Regions from separate parts of the Homo sapiens genome. Here regions 1 and 2 are each linked to region 3. The links are chromatin loops, found by intact Hi-C in ENCODE. Cell type or tissue: PC-9. All regions are shown on one strand.

Region 1 (8,000 bases), 97 kb after region 3:
TTGCTTCCTAACTTGTGCCTCAAGCAATTGCATCCCTTTTCCAGGTGAGGCAATGGAAGCTCCAGACAGGTGAAATACTTTACCCCAAGTCACACGGCAAGGAAGTGGTAGAGGCAGATTTGACTTCAGAGCAGCCGCACCCCAAACTCTGCACTGTTGGCTTCCATGCTCTTCTCCCTCCCTGAATTTTCAGGAGGGTTCAGAGTCTGTTGGTGGAATTTCTGGTATGCCTCAGATGTAGACTTGTTGCTCCTTTCAGATTAACTGTTTCTGTCCAAAGCCAAGAAGACAGAAGTGGTGGATGTGTCTATAGCTGCCTCGGGCCTCTAGTGCAGGGCAAAGATGCCCCTCAGAGGAGTCAGGTGAGGCTGAAATCGAGCCCACATGTCACCTACCTGTTGGTACGTGGTGTGGGAATTCGTCAGACTGACAGGAAAGGGTTGCTTGCCAGGCTCTGCACCCCTGAAGCCCCATCAACCCAGAGGGGTTCCTCTTAATAAATTGCACAAAAGCACCGCCTTGCTTTGGGTTTTCCTGGAAGCAGACTCCGAGGCAGATATTGCAGTGCAAATCCTTTTGTTTGGGAGGTGACTCCAGGAAGTACTGGTAAGAGAGTAGGGAAGTAAGACAGGGAGGGGAAGCAAAGCATTCACCGTGTGTTGCCATCGTGGACAACTAGACCACAGTCCCACTGGAGAGCCCTGGGGAACAGTAGGGAACATGCCCCTAAATTATCCCAGTGCCCCATCTTTGGTGATGGCTGCTTCCAGGGACTCCACGGCTTGCTCTTCACGCAGGCTGAGTGCACTCTCATGGCCAGAGTAATGCCCTCCTGAAGGATCAGGGTTGTGCCTGATGAACTGCTTGGGTGGCATGTGTGTGCTGATGAGCCGTGTTGGTTGCAGGTGTGAGCGGAGGTGATCTGGTCAGAATGGCAACAGCACCCATCCCACTACCCACAAGGTGAGCCTGACACCGTTACCAAGACTTCTGTCCTTCTGGATTCAACAGGCTCAAGAGATTGTCTGTGCCTCTTCTCCACTGTTTCATTAGCTGAGGTATGAATTTAGGCATCCACCTGTACCGTTGCCCTCCCAAAGGCTGACTTGCGATTGAAAACAAAACAAAACGCTTCTGAAAACAAAACAAAAACGCATTCTGCTCAAACACCATCCCAGGAAACCTCAGGACTTTATAATCAAGTCTGGGATCTGTTCCTAGCTCTGATGTGTGGCCATTTCCTTTGGCTTCTCTTCACTTTCTGCCTCTTTCTCTTCCTCCCCTTTGTCTTTAGAAGCCAATAAGGAAATCCACGTGTCCTGGCTTCTTGCCTTCCTGTTTTTATCCTGTAGACCTCCGGAGGGTTGTTTGGCAAGAGCAGGAGTGGCTGCCTTGGAACTGCACGAGGTTGGGTGGTGAGGCTTGGGAGGGGGCAGCCGCATGGGGTGGGGCTGCTTTGAAGCCATGTTTGTGTATGGTTTACTGATTGGGGGTGACGGGTGGAAACTACGGGGAGCCTCAAACCCCCCTTGGCATTGTCCCCAACAAAGCTGAATTCTTGCTATTGCTGAATCCCCAAGCCCCAGAACTCACAGCCCCGCCTCCATGGCCCTTCGTGGACCCCCTGGTTCCATGGTTTTGCTTGTTCTGGGGCTACATAGCAGACTTCAGTAAGAACTGGAGCAGGAGTTTGGCAGAGATGTCAAGAGTTGACTGAAATCAGAAACCTCCAGCACTAAATTGTGACTGTTTTAGTCTCTGTTCCTCTGACTAGACTGCTGCTGCTCCTTGGAGGCTTTCTGATGTGCCTTTCCAGTTACCCTTTACGATTTTTGCCTATAACACAAATAGCTCCGAAGGAGGCGCAGAACCCTGTTGCTTCATTTGGCACCAATGATCTAATGAGGTGGAAATCCCAGGGATGCTCTCAGGGGGCCGACGCAGTAATTGATATCAATTGGTGTGATTAGAGAAAGCCCTCAATCATCCCGAGGTGTCTCACTGCAATCTGTCATGGTCCTCATCAGATGAGCTTCGCCCTGAGCTTGTGCTGGAATGAGCACCGCTTTCCTGTATTCAGCCCAAAAGCCCAAATGTGGCCCGGCGTGGTGGCTCACACCTGTAATCCCAGCACTTTGGGAGGCAGAGGTGGGCAGATCACCTGAGGTCAGGAGTTCGAGACCAGCCTGGCCAACATGGCAAAACCCCGTTGCTACTAAAAATACAAAAATTAGCTGACGTGGTGGCATGCACCTGTAATCTCAGCTACTCCAGAGGCTGAGGCAGGAGAATTGCTTGAGCCTGGGAGGCAGAGGTTGCAGTGAGCCAAGATCACGCCATTGCTGATCTCAACCTGGGCGACAGAGCTGGTCTCTGTCTCCAAAAAAAAAAGAAAGGGCCTAACGTAAGCATGAGAGATACATATCTTACTGCCCTGCCCAAGAAGTGAGGACGTGCTTTTCCCACTTGCCTGGGAGGCGGCCTGGCTGAGAGGTCACAGGCCCAGGCTTAAAATCTGACTCCCTGGGCGGGAGTCTTTGCTATGCCTTTATAGGCTGGTGGCCTTGGAACAGTGACTTCACTCCTGGTGCCTCAGTTTCTTTATCTGTAACATATGGTGATAATAGTACTACATTTCTTTTTGGTAGAGACTGGATCTTAATGTTTTTCTCAGGCTGGTCTCAAACTCTGGGGCTCAAGCAATCCTCCTGCCTTGGCCTCCTGAGTAGCTGGGACTATAGCTGCATCACCCCACCCAGCTATCATATTACGTTATTAGCCCTCACACGATTGTTGGGAGGGTTAAATAATATGCGTAAAGTGCTTAGAAACATACCTAGTACATAGTATTTGTTAAGTAAATTCTCTTATTTTTTTCTTCTGCCCATTCCAGAAAGGCTCTGGGGAGTCTAACAGCCAGGACAGACAAAGAGCAGTAAAACAAATACTGAGGAACTCAAGAACCATGTGAGGTTGACACCTGAGGTATTACTTGGACTCTGTACTGCAAAGAACATTTATTCATTCAACAAGCATCTACTGAGTACCTCCGGTGTCCCAGGCACTGTGCTCGTGGCTGGGCTTACAGCTGTGACTTCATAGAGGTTAGATTTGAGTGTGTGCGTGTACACCTGGCATAGGTAAACAAGCAAGTCATTAAGATAATTTCAGAGTGATAAAGATGGTGAAGAAAATGAGCAGGACGAAGTGAAACGGAGGAGTGGGGTGGGGGCAACTCCAGGATGTGCGGTTGGGAAAGGCCTCTCTGAGGAGATGAGGGGACAAGAAAGAAGCAGCCCTGTGAGGCCCCAGGATGAGAACTTTCCACAGAGCGAGCAGCAAGTGCAAAGGCCCTGGGCTGCATGGGAGCTCAGAGAATCAGGAGGATAGCAAGGAGGCTGCCATGCTGGAGGAGAATGAGGGAAGAGAGTGCAGAGGCCAGTTTGGAGAGGCTGAATAAAGCCTGAGTGTGCGTGGTGCAGTGTTCAATTTTTATTTTTGAGGATTTATTTATGTATTTACTTGAGACAGAGGTCTTGCTCTGCCACCAGGCTAGAGGGCAGTGGTACCATCACGGCTCACTACCGCCTCGACCTCCCTGGGTGCAACTAATCCTTCCACCTTAGCCTCCTGAGTAACTGAGAACACAGGTGCATGCCATCTTGCTCTGCCAATTTTTGTATTTTTTGTAGAGATGGCTTTTTGCTATGTTGCCCAGGCTGGTCTTGAACTCCTGAAGTCAAGCAATCCGCCCACCTTGGCCTCCCACCATGCTGGGATTACAGGCGTGAGCCACCGCACCCGGTTTTTTGAGGACTTCAAACAGCAAACAACATAGTTTCCGTTACCAGTTAAAAAGTTTAGAAACCCAGCTGGGTGCGGTGGCTCACGCCTGTAATCCCAGCACTTTGGGAGGCCAAGGCGGGCGGATCACGAGGTCAGGAGACCGAAACCATCCTGGCTAACAAGGTGAAACCCTGTCTCTACTAAAAATACAAAAAAAATTAGCTGGGCATGGTGGTAAGCGCCTGTAGTCCCAGCTACTCGGGAGGCTGAGGCAGGAGAATGGCGTGAACCCGGGAGGCGGAGCTTGCAGTGAGCCGAGATCGCGCCACTGCACTCCAGCCTGGGCAACAGAGTGAGACGCCGTCTCAAAAAAAAAAACAAGTTTAGAAACCCAACTCAAGGTAGCTTAAACAAAAGGAGGGATATATTAAAGAACAGCAACAGTGTCTCAGGGAAGCCAGGGGGAGGAACAGAGCTGGGCTTGAAACTGGGAGGGCGATTTCTCCATCCCCATTGCCGGTTTTCTTTATACTGTTTGTGACCCAGTCCATGTTGTGGAACACAGCTGCCGACTACTCCTGAAATTTGTGAAATTGACTTCTGTAGTCTGGCATCTCAAGGGTGACTCATCTCTCAGTGCCAACACGCCTCAGGTAAGGACTCAGGAACTGGCTTGAGCCAGGAGTCCACTCCTGGACCAATCAGCTATGGCCAGGGTGGAATTGAGTCACACTCCACCTCCTAGTTGTTCTTAAGTAAGGATGGGGGCTGGGCACGGTGGCTCAGGCCTTCAATGCCAGCACTTTGGGAGTCCGAGGTGGGCGGATCACGTGAGATCAGGAGTTCGAGACCAGCCTGGCCAACGTGGTGAAACCCCTTCTCTAATAAAAATATAAAAATTAGCCGAGTGTGGTGGCAGGCGCCTGTAGTCCCAGCTACTCGGGAGGCTGAGGCAGGAGAATCACTTGAACCCAGGAGGCGAAGCTTGCAGAGAGCCGAGATCATGCCACTGCACTCCAGCCTGTGTGACGGAGTGAGATGTTGTCTCAAAAAAAAAAAAAAAAAAAAAGTAAGGATGGGGCTCTGGGCAGGGAGAAATAATTCTCAAAGAGGGGAATGAGGGAAGAGTAAACAAAGGATCTAAGTTGCCAGAAAACCAGAAACTAAAGAATGAATGTACCTAGAAGCAAGCTCAGAATTTAGCTCTGAGCTTTGTGGTAGCCAAAGCTTTAAAAAAAAGAAAAAAAAGGAAAGAAAGAAAACAACGAATAAGCATCTGAGTTCTGATTGGCTAATAAAATAAGGCACAGCAGATCACGAGGAGAGAGAAGCATTTTCTTCCATGAAAGCTGAGAGGACATTCTTTAGGTTTCTATGTGGAAGGGGACTAAGAAATACAATAAATGACTCATTCAGCAACAGTTGAATTTAGATTTCTGAGATGATTAAGTTTTTCACAATGTGTGGGGAGTCCCTCCTGGTGAATTCTGAAAGTAGAGGGGACATTATTAAATTTCAGTGCAAGGGTAGGCAGGGTGTGTTTGAGGGGGAACCAAAGTCATGCTCATTATGTTTTCTTTCGATGACCTCATTGGCTCTTGGAGACCTCAGTGCCGTGGTAAAAAACTCAGGGTTTACCTACAGGACTGGGGAGAGGGGTGTGGAGTGGGTTGGGTGTGAGGAAAACATCAGGATAAAGGGCAGCTGACAATCCATCTCTGTCAGCAGGGGGAACTTGAGAAATAGCTGCTCCTTGGTGGTAGCCAAGTGGTGCCTCTTGGGCCTAATGATATTCTACCAGGAACTGGAAAGTCTGGACTATTAAAACATGACTGTTGACAATGAATTTAAATTCCAAGAGCCAAACAAAACGTGGTGAGGGTGAATGTAGCCCTCGGCCATGGGCGTGCAGGCCCCACCCCTCTGGCGTTGCAAGGACTGGGTAGCCTGTGTTCATATGAGCTTCCTGGAACACAGATGGCTCTGCCAGGCTCTTGGCCAGAACTGGGCACAGTGAGAGCCCCAAGTGCAGAAATTCTGTGTCCTGTAGAGCCAAGAATGCCACACCTCTTACTCCTTTCCTTCTTTTTCTTTTTCTATTTTTTTTTTCCAGACAGGATCTCACTCTGGGGTGCAGTGCATGATCACAGCCCACTGCAGCCTGGACCTCCCAGGCTTAAGCGATCCTCCCACCTTAACCTCATGAGTAGCTGGGGCAACAGGCATGTGCCACCATGCCTGGCTAATATATATATATATATTTTTTGAGACAGAGTCTCCCTCTGTTGCCAGGCTAGAGTGCAGTGGTGCGATCCCAGCTCACTGCAACCTCTGCCTCCCGGGTTCAAGAGATTCCCCTGCCTCAGCCTCCTGAGTAGCTGGGAATACAGGCACATGCCACCATGCTTGGCTAATTTTTTGTATTTTTTAGTAGAGACGGGGTTTCACCATGTTGGCCAGGATGGTCTCGATCTCTTGACCTCGTGATCCGCCCACCTCGGCCTCCCAAAGTACTGAGATTACAGGTGTGAGCCACCACGCCCGGCCAAATTTTTAAAAAAATCTTTAGTAGAGATGAGGCCTCTCCCTATGTTGACCAAGCCAGTCTTGAACTCCGGAGCTCAAGCAATCCTCCCGTTTTGGCCTCCCAAAGTGCTGGGATTACAGGTGGCATGGGTGACAGCACCCTCCCTCCCTTCCTCCCTTCCTCCCTTCCTCTCTCTTTCTTCCTCCCTCCCTCCTTCCCTCCCTTCTCCTTTCTCCCTTCTCTCTCTCCTTCCTTCCTTCCTTCCTTCCTTCCTTCCTTCCTTCCTTCCTCCTTCCTTCCTTCCTGTTGGGCCCCAGGTATCCAATGATGAGTAAAACAGGCCCTCCATTCTCTCAGGGAGTTTACATTCCAGTTAGGGAGCCAGACTTTCACAACTAATTACACAGTGAAGTGGTTCATCCAAGTTGTAAGATGTGCCAGGAGGGGAGCCTGCCGAAAGCCACCTTAGAGTGCTTACAAGGGAATCTGATCAAGTCTATGTTTAGGAAAATTCCCCGAGGAAATGACTTAAGCCGAGATCTTAAGGAGAATAAGGGAGGGTTGTGATTCCAGACAAAGCAGGCTGCTGTGACTGCTGTGAATTGGGAAGGAACTTGTCACTTGTCACTTGTCACCGGAGGGCAGAGTTACCAGATGGGGCTGGGGACCGAGGAAGGAGCCAGGCAGATTTTGTTAGCCATGTTGAAGATTTAGAACTCAAGCAAACTTATCCAAAACTTAGAAATATGGCAGAAAGGAAGACTGCAGTTTCTTTCCACGTCGGCTTAGAGCATTATTTGCCAGGCCTGCCCAAGGATTAGTTAATTCTATATGGGAATTGTACCTTGGTTTGATTTTGCTATTTACTGATTGAACTTGATCTCTATTAAGTTACATGTAAATTTGTGAATAGCTGTCCTGTTGAGATGCAAATGGTTTATGTGTGATAGAGGAGGCAACCCTAAAGGTTTTGGCTTTATCACCCTGAAGGACATTAGTCATTTTTGTTCCTAACTTAAAAAATGAACAAATAAATTAAACTTTACATCAGTACCCCCTCTCTGGGGGACTGTAGAAACCCCTGTCATCAAATGCTTTTTGAAGCAGCTCTACCGTGCTGCTGGCTCTCTTATTAATCAGTTAAATATTTGACACATGCTTGTTCTATATATTAATCAGTTAAATATTTGACACATGCTTGTTCTATATTAGTTTCAAAGCCAGGTTTTTATCTTCTCAACATTATTCTTTGACGGAACTCTCTCCAAAGTGTGATGAAAGCTGGAGGGTTTTAAGCAGGCAGCTGCCACGATTAAATTTGCCAGTGGACGCCAATGTTAAGGTTCTTCTGTGAAAATTAAGAAATGCAGGCTTCTATTTTTACCTTCAAGTGGAGGCTTTACCTCTAGGGAAAAATAACTGGTTTGGTTGAGGACCAATCTTCTGTTGTTATCACCAAGTGTGGGTTTATTATAGGGTCTTTCTGCAAACATAGGGGCCTCTAATCATTGCAGTGTCCATTTTGTTAAGACTTAAAGCATCAGATGATAATTTATTGTAATGGGATCTAAACTAATGAACTCCACTTACAATTAAAATGTTTTAGAAAGCTTTCTTTTCTCCTGGGTCTCCCCAGGAGGCCCAGCTCTGACAAAAGTAGAACCACTCTGCTGTGGGATAGATTGCT
Region 2 (8,000 bases), 870 kb after region 3:
CCTGACCATCTTATTTTAATTGCAACTCCACACTCCCACCCATCTTGTACCCCCTACTCAGCTTTATTCCTTATAAAGGGTTGCAGCCTGCAGGCTGGGAAGTATAGCCTTGAGCAGAAACCAAAAGCAGGGTACTGAATTTGGACTTTATGCCAAAAGGGTTGGTTAAGTAGATATGTTTAACAGACTATAGGAGGGGCTATGAATGCGCATGACGGTGTAGTAAGCAAACATGCATGTTATATACATCCCATGTTCACTTTGAGATAGAGACTTGACATTTAAATGCATGAAAATTCAGCCCTATATGTCAAAAGGTGTAAACAGAGGACACAGAGGCATCCTGTATACAGTCCCTGTAACCCAGCCAGAACCAGTCCATGATCGGTAGTCTCTTATCAGGAAGAGAAGCTAGTCAGTGGTTTAAATTGGAGGTAGAGCAAGTCTTTTGAAAGTGCTGGTTTCTGGTTAACTCTTTTTTTTTTTTTAAATTGCATCTCACTTTAATGTGGAATCTAAAAACAAAAAAGGTCAAATGCACAGATATAGAGAATAAAACAGTGGAAAGGGGGAGATGTAAATCAAAAATACAAAGTAGCAGATATGCAGAGTAAACAAGTCGAGAGGTCTAATGAACAATTTGAGGACTGTAGTTAATAAAATTGTATTGAATTCGTGATTTTTGTTAAATAGATTTTAGCTGTTCTTGTTACAAAAAGTGTAACTATGTGAAAGGATAAACATGTTAATTTGCTTCACTGTAGTAACCATTTTACTATCTACATGTATGTTGTAAACCTCAAGTATAAATGATAAAATTTATTTTTAAAATGGCTGAGGGAGCTTATCACCACTAAACCTGCCTTATAAGAAATGCTAAAAGGAGTTTTTTTGAGTGGAAATAAAAAGATGCTGAAGTAACAACATGAAAACATATGAAAGTATAAATCTTATTAGTAAAAGTAAATACATAGTCAAATTCAGAATACTGTAATACTGTCACGGTAGTCTATAAATCACTTTTGTTTAATTCTACTTTAAGTTCTGGGATACGTGTGCAGAAAGTACAGGTTTGTTACAGAGATATACATGTGCCATCATCTAGGCTTTAAGCCCCACATGCATTAGGTATATGTCCTAATGCTCTCCCTCCCCTTCCACCCCACCACTCTCTGGTTAACTCTTAAGAAAGCAAGCCTAATGATGGTTAGCAAGGGAAGGGGTAAAATAAGGCATGTCCAACCTCCTATCATGCTGGGAACTCAGTTTTCAAGGTTTCTCAGAGGTCCCTTTGGCCAAGAGGGGGTCCGTTCAGTCAGTTGAGGGGCTTAGAATTTACTTGTATTTCTCAGATGTCAACTCTTTGAAGGCAAGGATTTTGTTTCTTTTGTTCAATATCTTAACCCTACCACCTAGAACAATGCCTGACATATAAATGTGCGATAAAGGTTTGCTGTGCAAATGAATGGAAATTGTCTAGACACTGACATCCTTCCACACTTGACTCACTGGCCTGCACACTAGGCTTCACACTGTCTGTGACCTAACCTATGAGCTGCCCTTCTTCGGTTTTCTTCTTTCCTCTCTTGTTTCACTTAGCATCTAACTGTGAAAGCTGCCTGAGATCAGGGAGCAGGAAATGGAAGCTGAAAGTTGCAGAACTCTTGATACACATATCAAAATGTTTGGGGCCCAGACTCTCAGAGCTAAATCCCAGCCCTCTCAAATGCTTTCAGACAGGGAAGATCCAGGTTTCTTGAGACCCACAGCCTATAAATTGGTGAGGAGAGGAAGGTCCTTTGAGGAAAAACAAAAGGAAATTAGGTATGACAGCCTGCATAGAATGAGAAGAGAAATCACATCATGTCTCTTACTGCAGACTTAGAGTTGCCATTCCCTTTCTTCTGAGATCTCCTTAGGCAGTTTCTCAGGGATGCTTACAGAGATAGGTTGCTGGCTGCACCACGGCCTCCTCTCCTGGTTCAGCTGACAGAAGCAAGGACATCATCTGGAAGTCTGTTAGAAATACAGGGTCTCAGGCCCTGCTGATATGGTTTGGACCTGTGTCCCCTCCAAATCTCAAGTTGACATGTAATCCCCAGTGTTGGAGGTTGGGGCCTGGTAAGAGGTTGATACGGTTTGCCTGTGTCCCCACCCAAATCTCATCTTGAACTGTAGCTCCCATAATTCCCACTGTTGTGGGAGATAATTGAACCATGGGGACAGTTTCCCCTATACTGTTCTCGTGGTGGTGGGAATAAGTCTCACCAGATCTGATGGTTTTATAAGGGGAAACCCCTTTCACTTGGTGTTCATTCTCTCTTGCCTGCTGCCGTGTAAGATGCACCTTTCACCTTCTGCCATGATTGTGAGGCCTCCCCAGCTATGTGTAACTATGAGTCCATTGAGCCTCTTTTTCTTTATAAAATACCCAGTCTCAGGTATGTCTTTATCAGCAGTGTGAGGATGGACAAATACAGAGGTGTTTGGAACATGGAGGCAGATCCCTCATTTATGGATTAGCATCATCTCCTTGGTGATGATGATGAGTGAGCTTTTGCTCTGTGTCCACACAGATCCGCTTGTTTAAAAGCATGTAGCACCACCCTACCCGCGCTCTCTTGCTCCTATTCTCACCATGTGACGAGCCTGCTCCAGCTTTGCCTTCCACCGTGAGTAAAAGCTCCCTGAGGCCTCACCAGAAGCAGATGCCTGCACCATGCTTCCTACACAGCCTGCAGAGCCACGAGTCAATTAAACCTCTTTTCTTTACAAATTACCCAGTCTCGGTATTTCCTTATAGCAATCCAAGAACAGTCCAGTACAGCCACCCTAGGCCCATTGAATCCAAGTCTGCCTTTTCTTTTCCTTTTATCCTTTTTTTTTTTTTTTTTTTTTTTTTTTTTTTGAGACAGGGTCTTGCTCTGTCACCCAACCTGGAGTGCAGGAGCGTGATCTTGGCTCACTGCAACCTCCACCTCCCAGGTTCAAGCGATTCTCCTGCCTCGGCCTCCTGAGTAGCTGGGATTACAGGCGCATGCCACCACGCCCAGCTAATTTTTGTATTTTTAGTAGAGACAAGGTCTCACCATGTTGGCTGGGCTGCAAGTCTGCCTTTTCATAAGGCGCTGGGGGATTGATTCCTATACACATTAAAGGTGGGTAGACATAGACTTTGTAGAGTCCTGTCAACTCCAAATGCCTCACCTTGGCTCCTGCCAGGAGCCCTGATGCTGACGTTTCCTCCTGTGATCCGTACACACTGTAGTCCAATCTGCCACTGGCTAATGCTACAGGGTGTCTGCCTGAGGGACCAAGACACTAGAGTCCTCACTGTGGCATTGCTACTGTCCACTTGTCCTTTATTAAGTGACCGTGGTGCATCCTAGCACAGTCAAAAGAGGGAGCTGTTGTACTGAAACAGAGGACTAGTGGGTCTTTATAGGACTTGGGACACTCCTTGAGGTGGTGGAGGATAGAGTAGAGGCCATCTGTCCCCTCATAGTTCCTCAGGCCTTAGTATTCTAGCCTTGGCCAGCACTTATCCACTGCTGAGGGCATTCTGGAACAGCTAGAACCCCTCCCTCTGCTAACAAGGCGAGCTGCAATACCAGAGAACGCATGCCCCAGGGTCTTTTCCCCATCCCATCCTACCCTACAGCCCTCAGCCAATGGCTGATGACAGCTGCAGCACAGGTGCGTGTTACACACTGGCTCCCAGGACACTTCAGCAGGATCATGCCCCTGTTGCCCACAGTGGTTACTTACTGGAGGGCACATCTCAGACTGGCATCCTTCCCTTCCCTGCCTCACTTCCCCCAATCCCTCATGAGTATTTCCTGGGGTTCCTTTCCAAATAAACTACTTGGACTACAATCTTCATCCCCGGGTCTGCTAGAAGGGAAACCCCCACCTAGGATTTGGGGTGGGGGTGGGGTGGGGTTAAGTAAAAATCCCAGGTTGATTTTTAATTTTTTTTCCTCTATGAATCGTGACAGCATCTGCAAAACTAGACCACTTCCTGGGAAACCATTCAGCTCAGCACAGGCTAGAAACTGTGGAAAGAACTGGAATGCAGACCTCCTGCTCACTGAGCAGGCAGGGCTTAAAACTGCTGTTGTGTTAACTCAGGGTTTCTCAACCTGGGCATCAGGACCACAGGATTCTTTGCTCCCAGGGTTGGGGGTGCTGCTCTGTGCGCTGTGTGATGTTTAGTAGCATCTCTGGCTTTTGCTCACTAGATGCAACTAACACACACACACACACACACACACATCCCATTGTGATAATCAAATATGTTTCCAGACATTGCCAAATGTCCCCTGTGGGGCAACAAATCGCCCCCGGTTCAGAACCACTGGGTTAACTGAACTCTTTCTTCTGAGCAATGGCAAACAAAACCCAGGCTGACTGTTTCCCACCTGCGGTGAAACTTGCAGTCCTTTGCTTTACCTCTGATGCGCCTGCCCTCTGCCCTGCCTGGCTTCAAGTCCTCATTATAAAACCCATTTGTCACCGCTTCCTTTTTGAGGATTAATTTCTAGATTGTCTGCTGATGGCTAGCTGGGATTGCATTTCTGGTAAAAAAGAAAAAAAAAGCCCAACACATCAGCTCCCTGCTGGTCTCAGAATTCCAGAGTGCCCTCAAGTGGCCAGAAACTGCCATCTGTTTGGCTGCCCTCCAAATTCCAGGCTGCTCTGGAAAGAACTATGGGGGGCAGGGACCTTCCCCTTGCTTGGTGCTTCTAGAAAATCTGTTTTCTCACAACGTGACAAAAATTCAGCAGTGTCTCCTTCAGGCTGTTTCTTGGAGCATGTTTTTGAGCGCATCCCTGAGAGGTTGATCCTACGGGCTGTGTGTGCATGTGTTATGAACGTGTGTGGTTTTCAAAGTCTGGTCAGTAATGAGGAATGCAAATGGAGTCAGTGCTGAGAGAAGGGGCTGCAGGCCACACCACCGTGCTGGGCACACATAAATGAGCCTTGCGTGCTGGCAGAGGGCAGTCAGACCCTGTCAGCTGTTACAACCAGGTGAGCTGCAGGGAGACCTCTGGGAAAGAGACCGCAGTCTTTATCCAAGTGGCCTCCGTTACCTGCAACCAGGTCACACAGACTCTGTGTTCTCTCTTGATTCACCAGTTTTAACATGTGGCAGCCACCAGAGAGAAACCAGGTCTAATTCTCCAGTTTTCCAGGCCTACTTCAGTTCCCAAGACTACCTTTTCTAGAGGGACGCTCCAAGAGATGGGGAGATAATGGAAGTGCCTAATCGCAAAGCCCTACAATATAATTTGTAGGAAGTAGGCAAAGTGCATGCAAAATGAACATTAAAAGCTAAGGAGCTATTCAGGCTGGAAAGAGGAGAGGTTTTCGGCATCGGGTGGTCTTCCAGCCTACCTGTCACTCACCCTCTTCAGGACTAGGCGGGGACCACTGTGCTCTCTGCAGACATATTTCAAAATACACTACAGCACACAGCACAGAGCACTCAGCACAGAGAACTCAAAACAGGTTTTTCACTTGCATGAAGCTCCCTCGGTGCCAACTCTATGTGGGCATTCAGTATTTCCCACTATCAAGCTTCACTGTAATTGCATAGGGTCAGATTCCTGGACAGACCGGAGGCTCTGGGGAAACACCAAGGCCTGTGTCTCTTCACAGGAGACTTCGGACACAGCACAGGGTCTGGCCTCCAGGGGCACACTGTCTTTATTTGTTGAAGGAACACTTAAATCAGAGATCGGTGGATTTTGAAAGACAAAAAAGAAAAGAGATGGAATTCATGTAAGGAAATGGCAGACCCTAAGACAGAAATGTGCTGAGTCTGTTTGGGGAATAGTGAGAAGGCCCATTTTGAACTAGAGAAGATGGCTTACGTAATGAAACAGTGAAGAATCATGCTGGAAGGTTGCTGAGGGGCAAGAGAACAACTGATCTTCATTTCCTAAGTCAATAAAATATTCACTAGCAGTTGGTCATGTCTCACCTTCTTTTTCTTGATGAATATCTTATAATGCCCCTTTACCACCCTGAAATGAAATTCATCTTTTCAATATAACCCACCTACTCGCATAATTTTAAAAAATAAGTATAATGGCCCAAGTCTAGTCTAAAAAAGAAAGAAATGTCATTTACAATATCATATGCATAGGCCTGGATTTATTAGGAGATATAATGAAGTAGTCAGATGTTTGCAACTCATAATGGAAAAATTTGAATATAAAAAATGTAAGGCAATATTCAGCTGAATATTCACACACGAGGAATCACTGTGGTGGCGAGAGCTGCAACTGTAGACTGTTAACAGGCGTATTGCTTCGGTGACTCTAATACCTTAAGGAGATTTGCTATTGGCAATGTTATTTTTGAAGCGGAGAAAAACTTTTGGCAAAGGTTCAAACATAACTAAGTGCAACTATCCATTGATTTACAGTCACTGTGTTTCTAGAATCTATAATACATATTAAGATCCCATGCAAAAAAAAAAAAACATTGTGCTAGTATGTAGCTGGAGAATTCAGACAGGGAACAGGACACAGAGCTTGACTCTGTGATGTCCAGGGCCATAGCTGGAATACTCAAAGGCTGAAGTCTAGAATAATCTGATGGCTTCGCTGGGGCTGCAAGACCTACTTTCAAGGTGGCTTATCTACACAACTGGCAAGTTGGTGCTGGCTGTTGGTAGGATGCCTCTCTCCCTGTGAAATTTCCCCACAGGGCTGCTTGAGTGTCCTCACACCATGGCAGCTGGCTTCCTCCAGAGTGAGCAATCCCAGAGAGAGGGACAAACCGAAGCTCTTCCTTTTACAACCTAGCCTCAAAAGTCACATAGCATCACTTCTACCACATTCTTTTCCTTAGAAGAGAGTCTTTAAGTCTGGTCTGCATTCAAGGAGAGGGGAATTAGGCTCCATGCCTTGAAGGAAGAGGTATCAACAAACTTGCAGACATATACTAAAACCACCATAGCTCAGATAACTTGCAATAGGGTTTTCAGGAACATTCAGTCTACTCAAAATTACATGGGATGGGCCGAGTGCAGTGGCTCACACCTGTAATCACAGCACTTTGGGAGGCAGAGGCAGGCGGATCACCTGAGGTCAGGAGTTCGAGACCAGCCTGGCCAAAATGGCAAAACCCTGACTCTACTGAAAATACAAAATTAGCCGGGCGTAGTGGTACGCATCTGTAATCCCAGCTACTCTGGAGGCTGAGGCATGAGAATCACTTGAACCCGGGAGGCAGAGGTTGCGGTGAGCTGAGATCACATCACTGACCTCCAGCCTGGGTGACAGAGCGAGACTGTGTCTCAAAAAAAAAAAACAAAACAAAGCAAACAAACAAAAATTACATGGGATGTAGAATAAAAATCCATAATGTGGGACAATCCCACATATTACAGACTGTCTTATGCTCTGTAACCCCATCCCTACTCCACCAAATGCCAGTAGCACATCTTTATCATTGTGAAATGCAAAACACCCCCTACACCTGCATAATTCTCTCTCCTTGAGAACCACTGTAATGGATCATAAGAACAACTAAAAATTTGGGTCAAGAAAGCAACAAAATCAGACCCAGGCATTATGATTAGTCTAGCAGCAGCATACGGGAAAGTCTTCCAATTACTTTTAAGATCTATGCCTCACACTCTGCCATCTCCCACAGCCTCCACTGGCACCAGTGCCCTTTAGGCTCCTTGTAAGCACTAAGCTCCCTCGTGGCTCAGGGCCTTTGCACTTACTGTAGATCTCTAGAACATTCTCCTGTTTCTCCCTTATACCCGCACCTTTTCACTCTCAGAATTTCTTCAGATAAATCTTCCTTCTTCTTTCCAAAGATACCAGGTTTCCCTGGAAAGCAAAGTTTTCCCAATTTGAGCACAAATTGCAGTTTTTAGTTATAGACTTGTGTGATTATTTGTTTAATTTCTGTTTCCCCATACAAAGGTAAGCTCAGTGATGGCAGAGGGAGGAAGGAAGGAAGGGACGGAGGATATG
Region 3 (8,000 bases):
GTGGCTGTTATTTTTCTAGTTAAAACAGGAATGTAGAGTGCAGGAAAATTAGCTTTCTGTTCTCTACAAATGTTGCTTTTATCTTCTTCAGTAGTTTAAGGAACTTTAAAATTAGTATCTTAATAAAATAGATTTTATCTTGGTAGAAAATATGAGTGCACATGCCAAAAATGGTGTGTGTGTGTGTGTGTGTGTGTGTGTGTGTGTGTGTAGCCCCTTTTAGCCTCTTTGTGGAGATGCAGTATCCTGAATTTCCTACTCATCTGCTTGTTTTTCTTTGCTGGTTGAGTTCAAAAATTTTTTCCTTTATTGAAATTTTACTAAAGTCTGTAGTACTTGCATACCTAGCACAAGTGCTAGATTTCAGTCCAATGTGTCTTCAGATTTGCTTCATTTCACATCATCGAATATGGGATGGGACTTCAGGGTAGGACCAGTCTTCTATGTACCTTCTATTTAAAGAGATCAGAGGTTGGACACAGTGGGTCAAGCCTGTAATCCCATCACACTTTGGGAGGCTGCGGTGGGAGGGTCACTTGAGGCCGAGAGTTTAAGACCTGTCTGGGCAAGGAAGCAAGACCCTGTTTCTATGAAAAAATAGAAATTAGCCAGGCACAGTAGCATGTGCCTATAGTCATAGCTACTTGAGAGGCTGAGACAGGAGGATTGCTTGACCCCAGGAGTTTGAGGCTGCAGTGAGCTGTGATTATGTTACTACTGTACTCTAGCCTGAATGACAGAGTGAGACCCATCTCTTTTAAAAAAAGTTAAAAAAAAAAAAAAAAGAGATCAGCAATGTTATATATCCCTTTAGGCAGATACTTACTTTTGTTTTATGGTAAATAACTTATGTTTGTGGTTAGTAACTACAAAGAAAGTAAATATAGTGTTCAGTCTTTCCTTGAAATGTACTTTGAATTAAAATCTGTATTTCTAGTACAAATATGAGTTAAGATAAAATGTTAAAAAGTAAAAGCCAGTGAAATCCTGTATAGTAAGTTCTTTCAATGTTTTTTCCTAGAGCTGACTTTTTTGAAGATGAGGCGATTGAACAGATTTTGAAGTATAATCCTTGGTGGACTGACAAATATTCAAAAATGATGGCCTTTTTGGAAAAGAGTCAGGAACAAGAAAATCATGCTACATTAGGTAAGAAACTCAAATTCGGCTAATTTGTTTCATTTTAAAATCTCATGGTGTACCACGTTTACTGCCTTCCATATTATTAAGCGTATAGTTGTAATTGCCTTATAATGTTAAAATATGAGTTTGAATTGCTAATTTTGGAAATGACTTCTTTGCCCCTGACTGGAAAATGCCGCTAAATAATTAGGCTTATTTGTGTTGGAAAATTCTTTTGAAGTATGGTTTCCTTTAGAATCATTGGAGTTCTTTTATAATTAATTATTTTTTAAAACCTAAATTTAGGGATATTATCACACAGGACATTTGTAGTTTCTCAATAACCTGCTTAAGAGGTATGAACATTCTTCTTTGGTAAGGACATTTGAGTATTAGTAACGGGCGGGGGGAAGACCCAAGTGGGAAAAGACCTAGATGGACATGTTATTACCAGCTTCTCTAAGTGCAGTGTAGCATTGATATATTAAGACTATACATTAGAAATATAACATTTGCAGACAGATCAAGAAGAGAACACCCATGTTTTCTGTCACACTGATTTGGCTTTTATTTACATATTAAAAATAAAATTTCAATGTTTAAATGGAAAGAATACATATATATGTACATTCTGAAGAGTATTAAATGGAATATAGACTCTTCCCACCCCAAGTTCTTCTTCCCGGAAGTAATCACTATTAGCAATTTTGGGGATATTTTAAAAATATATATTCCCACATCTAAACAGTCGCTTTAAGAAATGTCTACACATAGACTCACGTATACCCGGTTTGTACCTTGTTTTCAATTTGTAGTGTGTGTTGCACATCTTCCATATTAGTATGTAGAGATCTACCTGAAGCTTTTCATGATTACATAGTATCCGGTTGGATATTTTTTTCATGATTGATGGATATTTGGGCTGTTTACTACTGGTGGACATTTGGGTGACTTCCTGTTTTCTGCAGTTGCAAATAGTATATATAGTGGCCTTCTTTGACCACTCATTCTGAAGTAGCTACAGGGTCTCTAATGCATCACAGTTTTTTATTTTCTGCATATCAATGCAATAGCCTGTTATCTGCTATTTTTTCAGTGTCTAGTATAGTGCCTGTTATATAAAGGTACTCAGTAAATATCTATAAATATTGTAATAAATGTTTTTATGGTTAAGTTTTATTAAAGTTTAGGTGAGTTCTACCAGATCAAAAAATTGCTACTATAATATTTTAGAAAATAGAGGATTAGCTTTATTGCATAACAGAAGCTCATTATAGTGACTCTTTTTTTTTTTTTTTTTTTGAGACGGAGTCTTGCTCTGTCGCCCAGGCTGGAGTGCAGTGGCACAATGTCGGCTTACTGCAAGCTCTGCCTCCCGGTTTCACGCCATTCTCCTACCTCAGCCTCCCAAGTAGCTGGGACTACAGGCACCGGCCACCGCGCCTGGCTAATTTTTTGTGTTTTTACTAGAGACGGGGTTTCACCCTGTTAGCCAGGATGGTCTCGATCTCCTGACCTTGTGATCCGCCAGCCTCGGCCTCCCAAAGTGCTGGGATTACAGGTGTGAGCTCCCGCGCCCGGCCTATAGTGACTCTTTGTTATAGATTTATTGTCGTTTTCAACAAATCCTGACTTTTATATTTGAGTTTAAGCAGCTTTCAGAGACTTCTCACATTATGTATATATAGACAAATTTTCAGGTTTAGGATTGCTAACAGAATATAGATAGTTAATTGTACATGCTAGGTAGATCTGATCATGAAGTTTGAACAAACTTAAATCATCAAGTGTGTCAACTGGTTTGAGTCAGTTTCCCTAATTTTAGCACGGTATTTTAATGAGGTGGTGTGGGAGAAAATTGATGGTTGCGTAGTTGAGTTTTCTGTCCACCAGGGTGAGCTAGTTGCCCTAAAAATCAAGAGAAGGCGTTCCCTTTGATTTAAATTCTAACTTGCTCTACTTTGATAAACTGTAGCTTGTTCTCAGTCCAGTTTTCTGTGTCAGCAATGCTCTTAGTCTTCTTTGTGTAATTTTAGCAGGAGATCAAGCCACTCAGTCCTTTTAACCACCTGCCCTCCTGACCCTTCATCTGACCCATGACTGATAGCCAGGCTGGTGCATCAGGAACAGTCATAGTCTGCAAAGCCATTATGGTGATTCATTCTAAAAACCACCTTTAAAAATAGCAAGGACATGTGATCTAAGGTAGACGAACTTGAGCTTTGTGTCGAACAGCGTGTCTCTTCTAATAATACCAAATGTAAGATATAAACTAAATGTAGGCTTGGGGTTGGACTTCTTGTTCCACCACATGCCTGCGATATGATCTTGCACCTTTGGGTTGCTGTGGAATGCTGTACCTACCTCAGAGTTGTCCTGAGATTGAATGAAACGATGTATTTAAAATCCTGTAAATGTTAGAAATTATTATTGTAGAGTAAAATCAGTCACAGGAGAGCCAGGAGTTGGATGGTTTCTCTGTGAAATTACAATTTTTATACATTTAGAAAGCTTTAAGGGAAAGTTCCTTGTTAACAAGATTTCTCTCTCATTTGAAAAATCCTGGTTCAAATATTTGGGGCACTCAGAATTGGAGGAATAAATTGAAGTGTGTTGAGCCAGGATAAAATATGGGGGAAAAGAAATAAACCAAGAAATAAACATCACAGTTTTCTGCTGAACTATGGTGCATGCTGCTGTACCTTTTCTCCTCTTCCTCTTTGTTCTTTGCCTCTCTGGCCTTCTTCCTCTTTGTGTCATAGCGTGGGCTGTTGTCTGTTTAACACCTCCTCATCAGGTGTCGCCAGGCAGATACAACAGTGCAGGTGAGGGGTGTACCTTTGATTCATTCTGTATCATAAAATATTAACCTAGATTGCTTTGAATTCCAGATAAGCCTTAGGTGGTGAACTTTGCTCCCTCTTTTTCTCCCTTGGTTGTAATTCTTGTCGTTTTCATCACAGCCCTGAGTTACAACAGGGAGACTTTTCTCCAGCTTTGTAGTGATCCAGATTTTCCTCCCCAAAGGCTTGTAAATGGAAGTGTTAAACGCCGTGCTTCCCCTGAGCTCTGGTTTCATGAGGATGAACTCACCGCATTTCCCATGTTGTCTTTCAGTGGTTAATCTGAAGCTCCAGAGTCTTGGCACGTTATTGCTTGTTATGACACCACGTAACATTTATAGTCAATGAACTTCCTAGCAGGGACATCCTGTTTGGCACCAGTGAGCCCTTCAGTGTTTGTAGAGATAACTGTCAGTGTCAACTTTGAAAGTTGTAGCACTGCAGGGCTACCCATTTAGGCTGAAGGTTTGAATGCAGCACAATTTTTTCTGGTTCCCTTGATCTGGTTCCAGTGAATGTACAATGTAATAGACAGATGTGCGTTACTCTGAGAGCATTGAGATCCTTTGTGATTTAATTGTTGACCCAGATAAGAGGGATGTTTGGGAGGGGGATTTAGAGAGGAAGGGAGGATTTAAAAGTAACAAAATTAGAAAATATTTGGAAGAGAAAAGTGACTACCTTGCAGACATCTTTCATTTTGATAGTCCCTTTGCAGCCTTCAGACATATTGGTGGGGTTTTTGATGTTGGGAGGTGGTCCTTGGCCATTTGCTTCAATGCTAGGGCACCAGTTTCCTCCTCAAATGTATTGAGAGTTCAGCTGACTTTTGTTTCACTGGAGATTATTTTTAAAAGTATAATTAGCCAAAACATTGTGAACTATATAGCAAAGCTGCTTTGTAGTGTAGCTAAGTCATACAAATGCTTGACAAATGTTATTCATGGTGGCAATCATCCAAGCATTGTTGGCACTGCATCTGTAGTTATTTCCAGTACTGCTGCTAGGTTAGACTTGATTGTGTGCAAACTTCCCCCAAGTTCCCCTTTGGGTGATATGATTTACAGCTCTAATAAAAAAGGCCTTAGGGAGCTCAGACTTTTGGTTTCTCTAGTGATTTCCTGGTTTGTTGTTATTGTTATTTATCATCTCTGATTTCTTTGCTTGAATTTCAGAATTTAAATGCATTTGTGTGTTATTAATGAAGTAGGCCACAGTGGAACTTATAAATGCTCAGTAAAAGGTGGAAGTGTTTTAGGGAAAGTCTAGCAGCTCCTAGTATCCAAGAATTCAGAAGAATAATTCAAGTAGGTTTTTCTTCTGTGCACAGTTATTGAAAATGACTAATGTAGAAATACTTACATGTGGATAATGTAACGTCAGAACCTACATTGCCTAGGTCAACTTTTATAAATGGATAAACGTCGATAGGTATGATTACTTAAAAATGAAGGCATAAATATGTAGAGAGTTGACATGTTGCTAAATAGTTTCTGGGCATGCTTACTTTGTGATTGAGAATTATGTGGGAGCAGGGGTCTATTAGTCAACTAGGATATAAAGACTTTTCTCTAGTCAGAGATCATGAACACCTGGCATTTTCCCATTAGCTAAATTAATGAACATCTCAAAAACCATACCTAAGGGAATACTGTCTCTAACCTTCTTGCTAAATACAAGGAGTCATAAAATATTTTGTCAGGTATGCTTTCTTCCTGCAGTGAGTATATGCCTTCATGCCATTTCCTTAAATCAAATTGCTTAAAATGAACTGAGAGCTTTTATTTAAATTAAGGAACTTCAGATGCGTCCTCCAATGAGGCAGTCAACACTCAGTTTATCTGTCTTATTAATTAAATCCAGTAAATTTTAAATTAAATACAGTTGACCCTTGAACAAAACATGTTTGAAATGCATAGGTCTGCTTATATGGGGATTTTCTTTTGCCTCTGCCACCCCTGAGATAGCAAAACCAACCCTTCCTCTTCCTCTTATTCCTCAGCCTACTCAATATGAAGACCAGGATGAGGACCTTTGTTTATGATGCTGTACCTCCACTTAATGGATAATAAATTTAATCTTAAAGAGACTTCATGTACAATTCAAGGATTGGGGAAACCTTAACTAAAGCTATAAATCCAGAATCTTGTCTTAAAAAAAAAATGGACATATTTGACTACATGAAAAATAAGTGTTTCAATGGCAAAAGGTACCATAAACAAAGTCAGTAGAGATATGGTAGCTTTGGAAAGATGATTAGGGTTTATATCTATAATATACAGGATTCTTAATTTGACAAGACAAGCCATCCAATAGAAAAAAACTGGACAAAACACATTCGAATGGGTCACTCATAAGAGTGCAAATCCAGATTGCCTACAAACCAAGGAACTAGTGCTTAAAGTTGAGCAATTGGAGAAATACTAAGTGAAATAACAATGATAAGTCACTGTTTTAGTTTTCTCTTGCTGCATAACAAATTATCACAAGCTTCACACAGTGTACATTCATGATCTCAGTTTCCATGAGTCAGAAGTTGGGCCAGGCTTAGCTGGGTCCACTGTGTAAGGTCTTGCAAGGCTGTAGCCAAAGATATCCATCTTATTTTTTTAAAAAACAGATGTTGGAGGCTGTGTTCTTTCCTGGAGCTCAAGGTCTTCTTCCAATCTCACATGATTGTTGGCAGAATTTAGTTCCTTGCAGATATAGAACTGAGGCCCCTACTTTGTTGCTGGCTGTTAGCTGGGGGCCACTCTTAGATCTTAGAGGCCTCTACAGGTCCCTGCCACATAGCCTTCTCACAGGCTCTCTCACTTCACCATGTGACATCTTATTTCTTCAAAACTAGCAGGCGAGTCCCTGGCTTTGGTCTGCTAATAATGGAATATAATCATGGAAATGACTGTCCCATTGCCTTGGTCGTATTCTGTTGGACAGAAGCAGGTCACAAGCTCCATCCCCACATAATGATATGACTCATTGGAAGTCATCTTAGAATTCTGCCTACTATACTCAATTTATTAACCTGGAAATGATTGTAAAAAAGCTATTACATTTCTTGCCAGGGGGAGGTGGGAGGTATGTGTAGGAAGAGGAACTTCTATTCATGACTGTGAGAAAGGAGAGTTATTGTAGCCTTTAAGTAAAGTGTCTTTCTAAAACAGATACTTTTTTAACCCAGTCAATACAGTCTCGAGAGTCTACTTTATGGAAATAAAGCCTCTAATAATCAAGGACATAGGATAAGGATATTTATTGCAGCATTATTAGCAGTGGCAGAAAACTAGAAGCAAAGTGAGTGCCCATCAGTAGGGGGAGTGATTGGACAGAGCATGGTACATTTTGGAATATTATACTCCTTTACAAAAATTAGTTACACACCAGTTGACTTTTAGGGATTTGCCAGAGGTATTGTTGAGTGAGAAGGGCTAGATGGAGAAAAATGACCTAGTTATTTGGGTTGAGGGAGGGTGTAGGAAGTATAAACTCCCTAGTAGGTATGCTTGTGTGTCTGTATGTGATTACATGTCTAGAGAAAACTATGGAATGGTATATACTAGATTTTCAGTGTGTGAGAGGCTGTTGACGAATATTCAGGAGGCGAGAAGGTGCCAAGCAGAAGAAGAAAAGCAAAAAGGAACTGTGTTGTAAAGAAACAATCTTTTCCCACAAGTCTAACGTATGTGATGTGGTCATATGTAAAACTTGATTTATATGGTAAACAATATGAGATTTTAATGGATTAATTTGAATTGAAATTTAATCTAATTAAATTAAATTTAAATTTAACAATTTTAATTGATTAATATCTGGGAGTATTCCTATTTCTTGGTATAGAACTTTCAAAATGGATAACGAATATTTTCAGTGTGCTTTATTTAGCACTTTCTGTTGTCAAAATGTATTATCTTAATTTTAAAGACAGTAACTGGCATTCAGACGTCTTAAGTACAGAACAGTGTAGCAAAAAAGGGAGGGTCAGGAATTAAGGAATAGGTATTATTTAGAAAAATCTTCTTTATTCAGCCCTATTAG

The links. A loop is a pair of places that touch in the nucleus more often than their neighbours do. Peaks named below come from ENCODE experiments on the same cell type or tissue, not always from the same donor. Only the 100,000 strongest peaks of a DNase experiment are listed, where the experiment ranks them.
Region 1: it touches region 3 in a loop (6-fold over the local background); 10 of 110 quality-filtered maps call a loop at or near these places.
Region 2: a loop joins it to region 3, with 9 times the contacts of the local background. A loop is called at or near these places in 80 of 110 quality-filtered maps.

The regions. Positions count from the first base shown.
Region 1 is chr3:72,720,749-72,728,748 of GRCh38, reverse strand. It overlaps a transcript of SHQ1 not described here. Among named protein-coding and RNA genes, the nearest start is that of SHQ1, 120 kb to the left of the region's middle. In PC-9, no CTCF peak of the experiment used is centred here; DNase peaks (open chromatin) are centred at 4,468, 5,148 and 5,618; H3K4me3 peaks cover 322 bases; H3K27ac peaks cover 4,034 bases.
Region 2 is chr3:71,952,311-71,960,310 of GRCh38, reverse strand. No RefSeq gene overlaps it. Among named protein-coding and RNA genes, the nearest start is that of LINC00877, 140 kb to the left of the region's middle. RefSeq lists a silencer at 4,346-4,495. In PC-9, a CTCF peak has its summit at 4,681 (motif pointing left); no DNase peak of the experiment used is centred here.
Region 3 is chr3:72,817,573-72,825,572 of GRCh38, reverse strand. It overlaps SHQ1 (SHQ1, H/ACA ribonucleoprotein assembly factor), which reads left to right. Exons shown (of 11, transcript NM_018130.3): 6 at 1,022-1,149. Among named protein-coding and RNA genes, the nearest start is that of SHQ1, 27 kb to the left of the region's middle. RefSeq lists enhancers at 2,977-3,256, 3,277-3,326. In PC-9, CTCF peaks have their summits at 3,012 (motif pointing right) and 7,278; DNase peaks (open chromatin) are centred at 3,262 and 4,982; H3K27ac peaks cover 1,190 bases.